Linked DNA regions of Homo sapiens: region 1 is linked to region 2. A link is a contact called in ENCODE Hi-C or POLR2A ChIA-PET data. All regions are on one chromosome and are shown on one strand. The core of a region is the stretch at or near the end of the contact, and the rest is flanking DNA. Distances in the headings are between cores, read along the strand shown. Region 1 has its middle 14 kb from the start of LINC02611. Region 2 holds the start of INPP4A (inositol polyphosphate-4-phosphatase type I A).

What was found. A loop is a pair of places that touch in the nucleus more often than their neighbours do. ChIA-PET counts read pairs that join two places held with the same protein, here RNA polymerase II (POLR2A). Pooled maps may share reads with other maps.
Region 1: a loop to region 2 is called in a pooled map, with 2.7 times the contacts of the local background. The contact joins the enhancer-like site here to the promoter of INPP4A in region 2. A Hi-C loop is called at or near these places in 1 of 168 maps with a recorded cell type or tissue (naive thymus-derived CD4-positive, alpha-beta T cell) and 6 of 50 pooled maps. POLR2A ChIA-PET finds 5 or more read pairs at or near these places in 3 of 52 experiments (CD8-positive, alpha-beta memory T cell, T-cell and activated CD4-positive, alpha-beta T cell).

Annotation. Positions count from the first base shown.
Region 1 is chr2:98,754,633-98,760,187 of GRCh38, reverse strand. No RefSeq gene overlaps it. Among named protein-coding and RNA genes, the nearest start is that of LINC02611, 14 kb to the left of the region's middle. Within about 2 kb of position 1,952, at least 27 of the 41 ENCODE cell types and tissues checked have a DNase peak (open chromatin) inside an H3K27ac peak, as active enhancers do.
Region 2 is chr2:98,443,341-98,449,277 of GRCh38, reverse strand. INPP4A (inositol polyphosphate-4-phosphatase type I A) reads right to left here and starts at 4,420. Exons shown (of 25, transcript NM_001134225.2): 1 at 4,193-4,420. RefSeq lists a silencer at 3,951-4,590.

The DNA of each region.
Region 1 (5,555 bases), core at 703-3,202, 310 kb before region 2:
GGCCTTCACCTGGGCAGGCAGAATGCTAATGCCACCAGCTAGGAGGATGTTCTCAGAGGGACGGAGGAGATGGCAGCTTCTCCAAGTTGATCCCTCAAAACCATGACTTCTCTGAGATTTGTGTCTCAGGCACTCGTTTGCAATGACTACTGTAGCAAAATGACTAGGCACGTGCAAAAATGCTGCATCCAGCTTGTTTGAACAATTGCAGTTGTTCAATTTCATTCAGACCAATTAGGCTATATTTTTAGTATGATTATTCAAAGCATTGGTACTCCTTAGACAAAATCTTAGCTAACAAAAGTTAGCTGGAATGAAAATTTTACAGAAAGTAGAATATCTTTGTTACCAAAGGGAAGTTTATTTTGATAAAATTAAAAAGGCCAGGTACAGAATAACATGCAACTTAAAACTATCACGAGTGGGACAGTGTAGACGTGAGAAGAAGATGCCTTTGGGGCCAATGGGCCTGCATTCACATTTTATTTTTGCCACCCTTTTCTTTGGTGACTTTATTACCTTTAAAATGGGAAAGATACACATGTACCTTCCAAGTTACAGGACGGATTTACATTCTTGGCACCATAAATATTAGTTCCTTTTTTTTCTACATCAGTGAGAAAGGATGTGGTAAAACAGGGGGAAAAAAAATAGGCAAGGCCTTTGTGTTTTTGCTTTTTTTGTGGTCTAATTTCTTTTAACAAATAACAGTTGTTTTTCTGATTAGGAAAGTAACACATTCATTGTAGAACACTTGGAATATTCAGAAAAAAATGTATTTTTTTTTAAATCGCCAGTAATTCTACCACCAGAGATAAATACTATGAATGTTTTTGTTTGCACTAAGCACACCTATGTGATTGGGATAATATTATTACCTAAAGTGTTGTGTTCCACTTTTCATGCATGTGCTCTTTTTACATTCTATTTTATTTTGAGACAGGATCTCACTCTGTCACCCAGGCTGGAGTGCAGTGGTGGCATCACAGCTCACTACAGCCTCAAACTCCTGGGCTCAAGCAATCCTCCCACCTCAGCCTCCCAAGTAGCTGGGACCACAGGTGTGCACCAACACACCTGGTTAATTTTTTGTATTTTTTGTAGAGACAGGGTCTCACTGTGTTGCCCAGGCTGGTCTCCAGCTCCTGGCCTCAAGTGATCCACTTGCCTTGGCCTCCCAGAGTGCTGGGATTGTAAGTGTGTACCACTGTGCCTGGTCTGTACTCTCGTTTTTAAAAAGACTCCTCAAAAACGTTGGAATTTTCCTTATTTTAAAAATACTGTTGAAGAACATAACTTAATGGTTATATAATAATATTTCACTATATTGCTGTACCATGTTTTATTTAGTCCTATTTTTGGACAGCTAGGCTGTCTCCAAATTTTCTCAATACAGAAATTCTACATAATATTCTTGCACACAAATTTTGGTCCACATCTGTTGACGTCTTTAGGATAAGTTCCTAAGAGTGGAATGAGCAACTCTAAGGGTTTTTTAAGTGGTCCTGACTTATATTGCTAAATTACTTTTCCAAAAGATTATGGTAGTTGATGGCCCTACTATGAGTGAATGGTAATTTTTGTACCGTCTGGTCTCAGAACCAAACCATCAGCTACATTTTTAAAATAATGAATTGAGAATGGATGAATTGTAGGCACATATGGGGGTTCTATTTCTCTTTCTATGGGACTCTAGGTATGATTTTCCCATTTTTGTAATTAGGATATACGGCTCCAGGAAATTGAGAGTGAGCCAGATAGTTTCTGGAGAAGTCAACTGTACCGAGGCCAGGAAACACTAGTCATCCCTGAGGGTCAAACACAGTTATGTACTAAGAATGAGGAAGTCCCACACAAAGTGGCAAGATGCTGGGTTAGCCCACAGTCTTAAGAGGGAAACCTGTTCCAGACATGACTTCCGCCCTTGGCAGATGAGGCTTCTGGTTGCCTGCCAATTATAACTAGCTAGAAACAGCATCACGGAGAAACAGTAAAGCAACAGCAAGGTGGCGGCTGGAGACTCGGGCATGAGGCCCAAGGCCAGGAGAGGAGCAGCGGGTGGGAAAAGCCTGAAGGAGGGGCTGGGTCTAGACCAGCTAGCAATCCCACAGCAGCCAATAGCCCAGCCTGCTGGAGAAGAGATTTCTAGAAATGCAAAAGTTTTCACATGCAACCACGAAAGCAGTTCACGGGCGTTCCTGGCACTGTCAGGAGGAAGTCAGGATCACACAGGGTGCACCTGGAAAGCAGCTGCCCTCCCCAAGTTTGACCTGGGCTAGCAGCTGGTACTGCCATGTGGGCTCTGGGTTTTATGAAGTTGCAACACCAGAACCAGGAATTTGGGGAAGATAAAATAGAAACAGAGAAAATATTTATATTTATTTAGACGAGAGATGTGCACAAACCACAAGCCCTGGAGATGCAGGGCGTCTAAACCATTGCCATTATTTCAGTAGCTTTAGGAGAGTTCGCAAGGTAGCTAATGATAAGAAACAGGAGAAAATCATTCTCCAACCCTCACAAACGAAAATGTCTGATCCGAGCACCCGTGGCTGTCTCACTGCTTAACCCTTCCAAAGAATAAACATGAAGTACTCTTCAGTATGGCTATGGGAAGAGCACATCCTGTTGCATTAGGAAACTTTAATTACTAAGTTTGATAAATCAAAGGTTGTCATTTACATGATACATCTTAACTTCAGCAAGAGGTTTAAACTCATCTCACATAAATCACTCAACAACCAGAAAAATACGGTCCTGATGTTGGCATGAGAGAACACACAAAGAATGTTTTCAAAGGCTGATCTTGGGCCAATATAGCTTAAATTTTCATCAGTGATGATAGAGGAGGGTGCAAGAGTAAATGAATAAAAGAGACAACCCAGTATGGGGTTAAAACAGTAACTAGCCATTGAAGATAGGGGGAAGTGAGGGGTAAGTCAACAGAAATCAGTAGTATAGACATATAGAATGAAGTTTGATAGCATCACTTGCCTTTAAAAATGAACAAATTAAGAAAATAACAAATGGAGTGAACACACAGCCTAGTAAAACATTCACTGTCTGGAGTCTCCAAGAATAAGCCACCCTAGGAAGCTAGGTTTCCCATCTGAGAAACCTTAAATAACTAATCTTAGGTTTCATCCATTCGTAATGGAAAGTTTTCAAGAATGTGTCACTCATTTCTCTGCTTTTTTAAAGAATGTGATGGGCCGGGTGTGGTGGCTCGCACCTGTAATCCCAGCATTTTGGGAGGCCGAGGTGGGTGGATCACCTGAGGTCAGGAGTTCAAGACCAGCCTAACCAACATGGTGAAACCCAGTCTCTATTAAAAATACAAAATTAGCTGGGCATGGTGGCACATGCCTGTAATCCCAGCTACTCGGGAGGCTGAAGCAGGAGACTTGCTTGAACCTGAGAGGCAGAGGTTGCAGTGAGCCGAGATTTTCCATGGAGTAAATTTGCTCCATAACTTGTATACGAGAATGATCTAGGGTGCCTGTAGGTTCAGGCAAGTGAGTAGCTAGATTTAAAGTATGCCATACTTTAAGAGTTACATCAGGAGTGTCTAGCAATAAAGCCTGATATTTTAATGAGTCCCCCTGTCATCCACTGGTGTCTTTTAGTTTCTAGGACTCCTTGTACTTGGTGTGGGGTTAAAACCTCCAGATGTTGTCTTAAAGCCAGTTTATTGTTTCATCTACTAAGGCAGTTGCTGCAACTGCCCTGAGGTATCCAGGCCATCTTGAAGTGACATGGTCTAGTCGTTTAGAAAAATATGTCACTGGTCAGGGAATAGCTCCCAATTTCTGGACAAAGACACCTAGGGCAGTGCTTTGTTTTTCAGTCATATAAAGGAAAAGCGGCTTATCAAAATTAGGGATCCCTAGGGCTGGGGTTGATCCCAATTTCTCCTTGAGAGTTTTAAAAACCTGTTCACAATTACTATCCCATTCAAAAGGACCTACATCTGCTCCTTTCAGAGTCTCATCAAAAGGCTTGCCTATATGCCCAAATCCAACTACCCATAAAGAGCAGAATCCTGCCATCCCTAGGAAAGTCCACAGGTGTTTTCTAGTTTGGGGTTTTGGAATGTCCAAGATAGTTTCCCTTCATTCTGGTGTTATTGTCAGGGGTTGGAACTTATTCTGAGTATTTAATCTCTTGAGTTGAAATCTGGGCTTTGTGTGGTGAGACCCTGTACTTACTAGTTCCCAGAAAGTTTAGTAACTGAATGGTATTTTTGTCCAAGTTTCTTTTAGTTGAGCTAGTAACCAACAAGTCACTCACCTATTGGGTAATAGTGTTTTTACTTAATTGTACCATTTTAAATTCTCTAGGTAGTGCATTTTTAAACAGATTAGGGTTGTCCCTAGACCCCTGGGGAAGAACTGTCCAAGTTAATTAAGAAACTAAATGGCTATCAGTATCAGTCTTTTCAAAAGTAAAGATGAATTGTGAATCAGGGTGTACTGGAATGCAAAAAAAAAGGTCCCTGGGCTAACAGCGTGTAGGGATTGGGCACTGTAGTATGTATAGGAATGATAGTCTCATTGACAGCTCAAAGATCTTGAACAAATCTGTAGTCTCCATTTGGCTTTTTAACTGGCAAGATTGGTGTATGACAAGGAGATTCACAGGGCCTTAACAACCCAAACTGCAAAAACTTAGCAATTAGTGGTTGGATCCCTCTTTATGTCTCTGGCTTTAAGGGGTATTGTCTCTTCCATGGGTGTGGGACACCAGGCTTAAGTTGGATGCAAACTGGGGGAAGGTTTAGCATTTTGCCTGTAACTTTAGTGACCCATACTATAGGATTTACTTGGGAGGTTACTTCAACAGGTAAAGTAGGTAAGCCCCTTTGACTCTCCTCCCTTAACAAAGGAAAGGAGAAGGAACAACCCCTAGTCTGTCTTTTGATTTCCAAAAGATACCACTGTTTGCAATTCAGTTAACAATCCCTTCCCAACAAGGGGGTGAAGCATTCAGGTATGATAAGAAAGGCATGTGAGAAAACCAAAGTTGTTAAGGGATAGGTAAAATGGCATTTATGGGCTTGTCCATCTATCCCCGTGACCATACAGTTTTGGGGTGACAGAATCCCATTATAATGGGTCAAAACAGAGCAAGCAGCCCCCATGTCCAAAAGCAAGTTAACAGTCTTACCTGCCACGTCGAGGGTTACCCAGGGCTCCTTCGGAGATATGGCTAGTTGTCCAATGGGAGTTGTGGCAGAAGGTCCCAGGCCCCGTCACTCTTGGGCTTGCCTGGCTATTTCGGCCATCATTAATTTGGGTGCTGATGGCCCCCTTTGGAGCGCTGGGCAGTCCCCCTTCCAATGGCCAGTTTTCTTATAGTGTGTACACCGATTTATGTCCAAGGCACGGAGATGCGGATACCCAGCTTTGGGCTTTTCATCTTTCTGCTTTCCTTGTTCAGACCAAGAGTCAGGAGGGCAACCCCATGTGGGAGGAGAGTTTAAGGCTGCAGTGAAGAGCTGCACCTTGCGGGAGGTGCTTCTTGTTCTTTCTGTTTCCTCTGTTTTTCCCTGTTAT
Region 2 (5,937 bases), core at 3,171-5,670:
AAATCATCATCTGCCTACTATCATAATAATTGACTCAGGTAAGAAACATCAATGAATTCTGAAACTAGTCAGTTAATTGTATGAGCAGTAACTATATTTACATAGTCTCAAATTCTCTTCCTTTAAGACACAGATTAACTACAAAGGGAAAAATGGTAACTTTTCCATGAGATAGACACCACCTTAATTCAAGTGATCAAAGTTAGCAGGGCCAGAGAATGGGATAATCACAGCATATGCCTCCTGATGGGATACATTAAGAAGGCTGCAGCATTATTCGGGCACAGTGGCTCACGCCTGTAAACTCAGCACTGTGGTCGGCCAACGCAGGAGGATGGCGAGAGTAGGAGTCTGAGACCAGCCTGGGCAACACAGTGTGAGATCCAGCCCCTATAAAATATTTAAAAATTGGCCAGGTGCAATGGCACACACCTATAGTCCAGCTACTCAGGAGGCTAAAGCAGAAGGATCACTGAGTGGAGTAGGTCCAAGCTGTAGTGAGCTGCCATGGCACCACTGCACTCCAACGAAGGGAGACCTTGTCTCTTTAAAAAAAAAAAAAAAAAAAGAGAGAGAGAGAGAGAAAAGAAGACTACAACTGCTTCAACCTTGTGCTACTCCCGCCAGAAGTGCATAACCTGAATCTAATCATGAAACCACAGGAAACCCAATTGAGGGCATTATCTTAAAAAGTCAGTAGTCTTCAAATATGTCTATGTCGTGAAATACAAAAGAAAGACGTGGTAACTTTCAGATTAAAGGACACTACAGAGACAGAAAAACTTAATGCAAAACAGATGATCTAGGATTTTCTTTTGCTATAAAGGACATTATCGAAGCAATTGACAAAATCTAAATACGACCTGTACACTAAATAGTGTTATATCAACATTAATTTCATGATTTTTTTTTTTTTTTTTTTTTGAGACAGTCTCACTCTGCTGCCTAGGCTAGAGTGCAGTGGTGTGATCTCGGCTCACTGCAACCTCCACCTCCTGAGTTCAAGAGATTCTCATGCCTTAGCCTCCCAAGTAGCTCGGACTACGAGCACACGCCACTATACCCAGCTAATTTTTGTATTTTTAGTAGAGACAGTATTTCATCATGTTGGCCAGGCTGGTCTCAAACTCCTGGACTCAAGTGATCCTCCCACCTCAGCCTCCCAAATTGCTGGGATTATAGGCATGAGCCACTGCGCCCGGCCATGATTTTTTTTTTTTTTTTTTTTTTTGAGACAGAGTCTCACTCTGTCCTCCAGGCTGGAGTGCAGTGGTGCGATCTCTGCTCACTGCAAGATCCGCCTCCCAGGTTCACGCCATTCTCCTGCCTCAGCCTCCCAAGCAGCTGGGACTACAGGCGCCCACCACTAAGCCCGGCTAATTTTTTGTATTTTTAGTAGAGATAGGGTTTCACCGTGTTAGCCAGGATGGTCTCGATCTCCTGATCTTGTGATCCGCCCGCCTCGGCCTCCCAAAGTGCGGGGATTACTGCTGTTATGAATATCCTTGTTTTTTGGGAAATACACAGTGAAGTATTTAGAGGTAAAAGGGCCTCAAGCCTGCAACTTACTATTAAGCAGTTCAGGAAAAAGTAGTAACACACAGGAATACAAGAGAATGATAAAGCAGTGTAACAGAATGTCCACATTTGGAGAATCTGAGAAACCTTTGGCTTATTCTTGCAACTTTTCTGTAAGTCTGAAACTATATCAAAATACTAAAAAAAAAAAATTAGAGAATAACATGTGCATATGAATAGAAATATAGGTAAATTCCCTGGGATTAGCTTCATGATGGTATTTTCCTTAAAAACACAGAGACAAAATGAAGCAAGCCTGCATGGGCGTTAATATTGGTCTCCTCAAAATATGTTTTCCTCACAGAACTTCTGTTTTAGGACACTGAAAAAAAAAGCCGTTTCGAAGGCTCTCTCAAGACCAGCTCATTAATCAAGTTCTACAGAAGCACCAACATAATCAAGCCTTTTTCGCTGCAGATTTGTGCTATTTTTTTCTCAGTGAAAGTCAAAGCCTCCTGACACCATGAGTAGTTGATGATGTTGTGGCAACTTTTCTGGAATACTAAACTGAAAAGGAGCTTTTCATTTAAAAACGAAAACAGGATGAAACAGTCTTGGTGGAAAGCCTCCCCCTCCACTCTGCCTCACTGAACTCTTGAGATGTTAAGCCCTGGGCTGGGGATCAGTGGGGCAGTCGGTCCCACACCGCCTTCAGGTCCATTCCCGTGTGCATTTGAAGAGATGTTGGCTGAGAACGCTCCCTCTTAGGCAGGCAGCTGGTTAAAGGGACTTGCAGGGCTGATAGTTCTCTGTCATACACATCCCATTTTTCTAGTGCTCTACAGTTTACAAATAGCTCTCGTGTATTATTTTATTTCATCCTTCCTTAAAGTGATTTTTTTTTAAAAAACGCTAATATTCAGTTTAACAGCAATACTACAAAATATCCAGTTTTGAAAACAGGGAGGCACTATAATATCTGCCCTTGGTTCTGAATCTAGTTGGGAAACAAGACTTACCCAAGCAGATTAAACACCCTGAGACAGAATAATCTAAATGAAAAAAGTAGCTACATGATGAGTAAGGTGGCCAGGTAAGCAGACTAATTCTATAAGGAGCTCAGTAGAAACACAATGTTTCTTTCTCTTTGAATTTGTCCACATCCATTTCTTTAAGCCTTTTCTTCAAGCCAAACTCTACCAAGCAGCTCTGGCTTCACAGGCGTGTTTACTAGACATCACAGGGAATGAGGCACCGAGAGGCCCGTTCACATGCAACGCCACCCCTGGGACAGACAGCATCACGGCCTCCTGGCACCACTCCTGCAACAGACCAACCACACTGCCCTTCTTACATGGGCCCCATCATTCATCTTTCTTCAAAGAAAACAGTACATTAGCAGTCGACACTTCAGCAAAGAACCCCCAAAACAAATGCCCTAGCCTAGATCCAAAAACAAAATTTCCGTTAAAGAAAGTGTGTTTTTCAACCAAAGAAAAATTAGGCTCAATTCTAGGACAACCTATAGCAAGCAATTCTACGTGCACTGGCCAACGCCAACAGCAGCTAGATTCCAAAACAAACTCAGCAAAAAAGGCTCTGCTCTCACCTTTTAGAGATAAGAACCAGAGTCAGCAAGCGGCAGAACCATGATTCACACCGAAGTCAACCCACTCTGTCCTCAACCCCACTGGCTTCCCCATGGTCCACACAACCCACTGTGAACAGATGGACCAGTCAGAATTTCTCTGCAACACCCAAATCGCCACCCCACCCCCATTCCCTTGGTTTAAATGCCCTGAGGGGCAGGCGACAAATCAAATTCCACTCTTAGGCAGGTTCCCAACACAAGACACATTCAGTGGCAAAGCAAAAGAGAAGATGGGCTCTACCACATATAGGTCTTTCTTACCCAGAGGAACATTTTCATGGTCTGTCATTACGGATGAACTCGGGGCAGGAAGAACCCATCATTATGTAATGTCAGAGGGCAGGCGACAGGGGAAGGGAAGCGAGACCATCAACATTCCCTTCCTTCGCCCACAAAGACACAAATTTACCTCTGACATTTTGAACGTCTGTCTTCTGGGGCCTACCCATTCCTGGCTGGCTTTTCAAGAGACAGCCACAGATCCCTGCACATTTCTCAGGCCTCAATTAATTGACTAGCAAAGCCAGAGAGAAATAAAATATAGAAAGCAAAGATGCTAGAAATGTTGTCGGGGTCTAAAGGCAGGCAGAAAATGGAAGAGTTTCGAGGATGGAGACCAGATTTCCCACACGGAGATGCATGTTTACTTTCACCCGGTTATGTTTCCACCCCAAACACGGCAAGGCCTCCAGCTTCAGGAGCCCGTAGACCCAGCCCTGGAGCCGCATCGGGCAGGCACCGCGTCTGCGTCCCGCGGCCACGCGCCCGCTCGGCACCCGGCTCCCTGCTGGGGCGGCCGCGTCTTCACGGGGCTGGGGGTCGGCCGGGCTCGGATTGTTCTCAAAAGACGCCACCGCAGGTGGACCACTGGCACCGTTAGGCAGTGCAATTTCCATGAAAACCGCGGGCGCCGTCCACATCCGCCCCAGCGGGGACCTGGACGCGCCCCCGCGCCCGCTGTCCGTCCCCGGCCCCGGCCCCCGCGGCGGCCGCGTCGCCTCCTGCCCGGCCCGGCCCACCTACCTGGCGCTCCCCGGCCCCCGGCGCCAGCCGCCCCGCTGTCCCGCCGGGCTGCGCGCCAGAGCCCCGCAGCAGCAGCAGCGCCGCCGCCTGGCTGTGAAGTCGCGGGCTGCGGGCCCGGCCTCAGGTGCTGGTCCTCCTGCCCCGGCCCACGGAGCCCGACCCGGCGGCAAACCAGCAGCGAACCCTCCACGCGCGCCGCAGCCCTAGCCAGCCGCCGCCGCTCTAGACGCCGGGCGCAGCCCCGCCCTGGCCCCGCCCCCTTGTCGCGCATGCGCGCTGAGGGCCCGGCCCGCGCCCTGCGACCCCCGCCCCACTACCAGCCCGAGCTGGGTCCGCCCTCTGAGACAGTAGGGCCGGTGACCGAGCTGCTCGCGCCAATTCCTACTGCTAGGTTCCCACAAGATCCCACCCTATCCTGTGACTGCTTCACCTGCAAGGAGTTCTTGAACTTCTGGACTTGACTGAGCGATGGCATCTTCACCCTGTCATCCACTGAGGCATCTGAGGCCCTGACGGATCCCCAAGGGAAAGTTTCCTGGAGGAGCCGCGACCCGGGGATGCGCCCCCAACCTTTTGCCCTCCGGACAAGAGCACTTCCTGAAGTGCAGACGTACTCACTCCCCAGGAGATGTTTAGGAAACTGAACATTCCAACCAGACAAGCAAAAAATTAAAATCTTAATTCTTTGAAAATACAGACTTGCAAAAAAAAGAAAATTGCTAACCTCTAAGTGTATGTCCTTCCGGACCTGTTCTGGCCTGTGTGCATAAGTGTGCACTAACAGACTTGCAACAGCATCAGTCCTTACACTTTGCCCCAAGTTTCTATTTTTCCATAGACAAAAACAATAATCAGAAGTTTTGGAAGAAAATTTTCACTTTGACTTTAAAACAGCATTTCTCCTTGAGCAAGGGCAAATACTGGACTGAATGTATCCTTATCTTTGAGTCTTCACATTTTATCCGAAAAAAAAATTCTTAAAATGATTTTAATTCAATAAACCAGAATACTTCTCAGGCAGAGCATTTAAACATATAATTTGCTTCAAAAACAAAAGAGATTAACCAGTTAGGAATGGAAATTAAGAATTCTCTGAACTCATTTAGAATTATGTCTGATCCTCCTCATGTCACCAAAATACAGACAATAGTCTGGAATAAAAATAAACAAATATAAAACGAGTTTTTTGGGGAGCCTGAGGCAGGAGCATCGATTGAGCAGAGGAATTTGAGGCTGCAGTGTCAGCCTGGGAGACAGAGCAACACCCTGTATCTCTAAAAAAAAAAAAAAAAAAAAGAAAAGAAAAGAAAAGAAAAAAGAAAAAGAAAATGTCCTAGTTTTAAATTTTTATTTCTTTACTTTTTATTTTATTTCTCTTCTGAAAAGTAACTTAGTAATAAAACAGTTCCCTCTTATTATTTCTCCAGCTAAATGGAAAGAAATATTGACAGAACCTTGACTCCACAGTACAAAGTTAAAGCCAAGAAAATCAAATTTGTAGAAATGCAAAAATATTTTTGCATTTTTTTTAATTACTGTGACCAATTAGTTTGCTTGGAACAGCCCCAGTTTACATCTTTTTGCAGCAAAATTATTAATAGGGCCCTCTTTCACTCTCAAATGTATTCCTGTTCAAACAATAAATTTTATGGCCATGCTGTTTATTTATTTATTTTTGGGATGGAGTTTCGCTCTTTTTGCCTAGGCTGGAATGCAATGGCGCGATCTCGGCTCACCGCAACCTC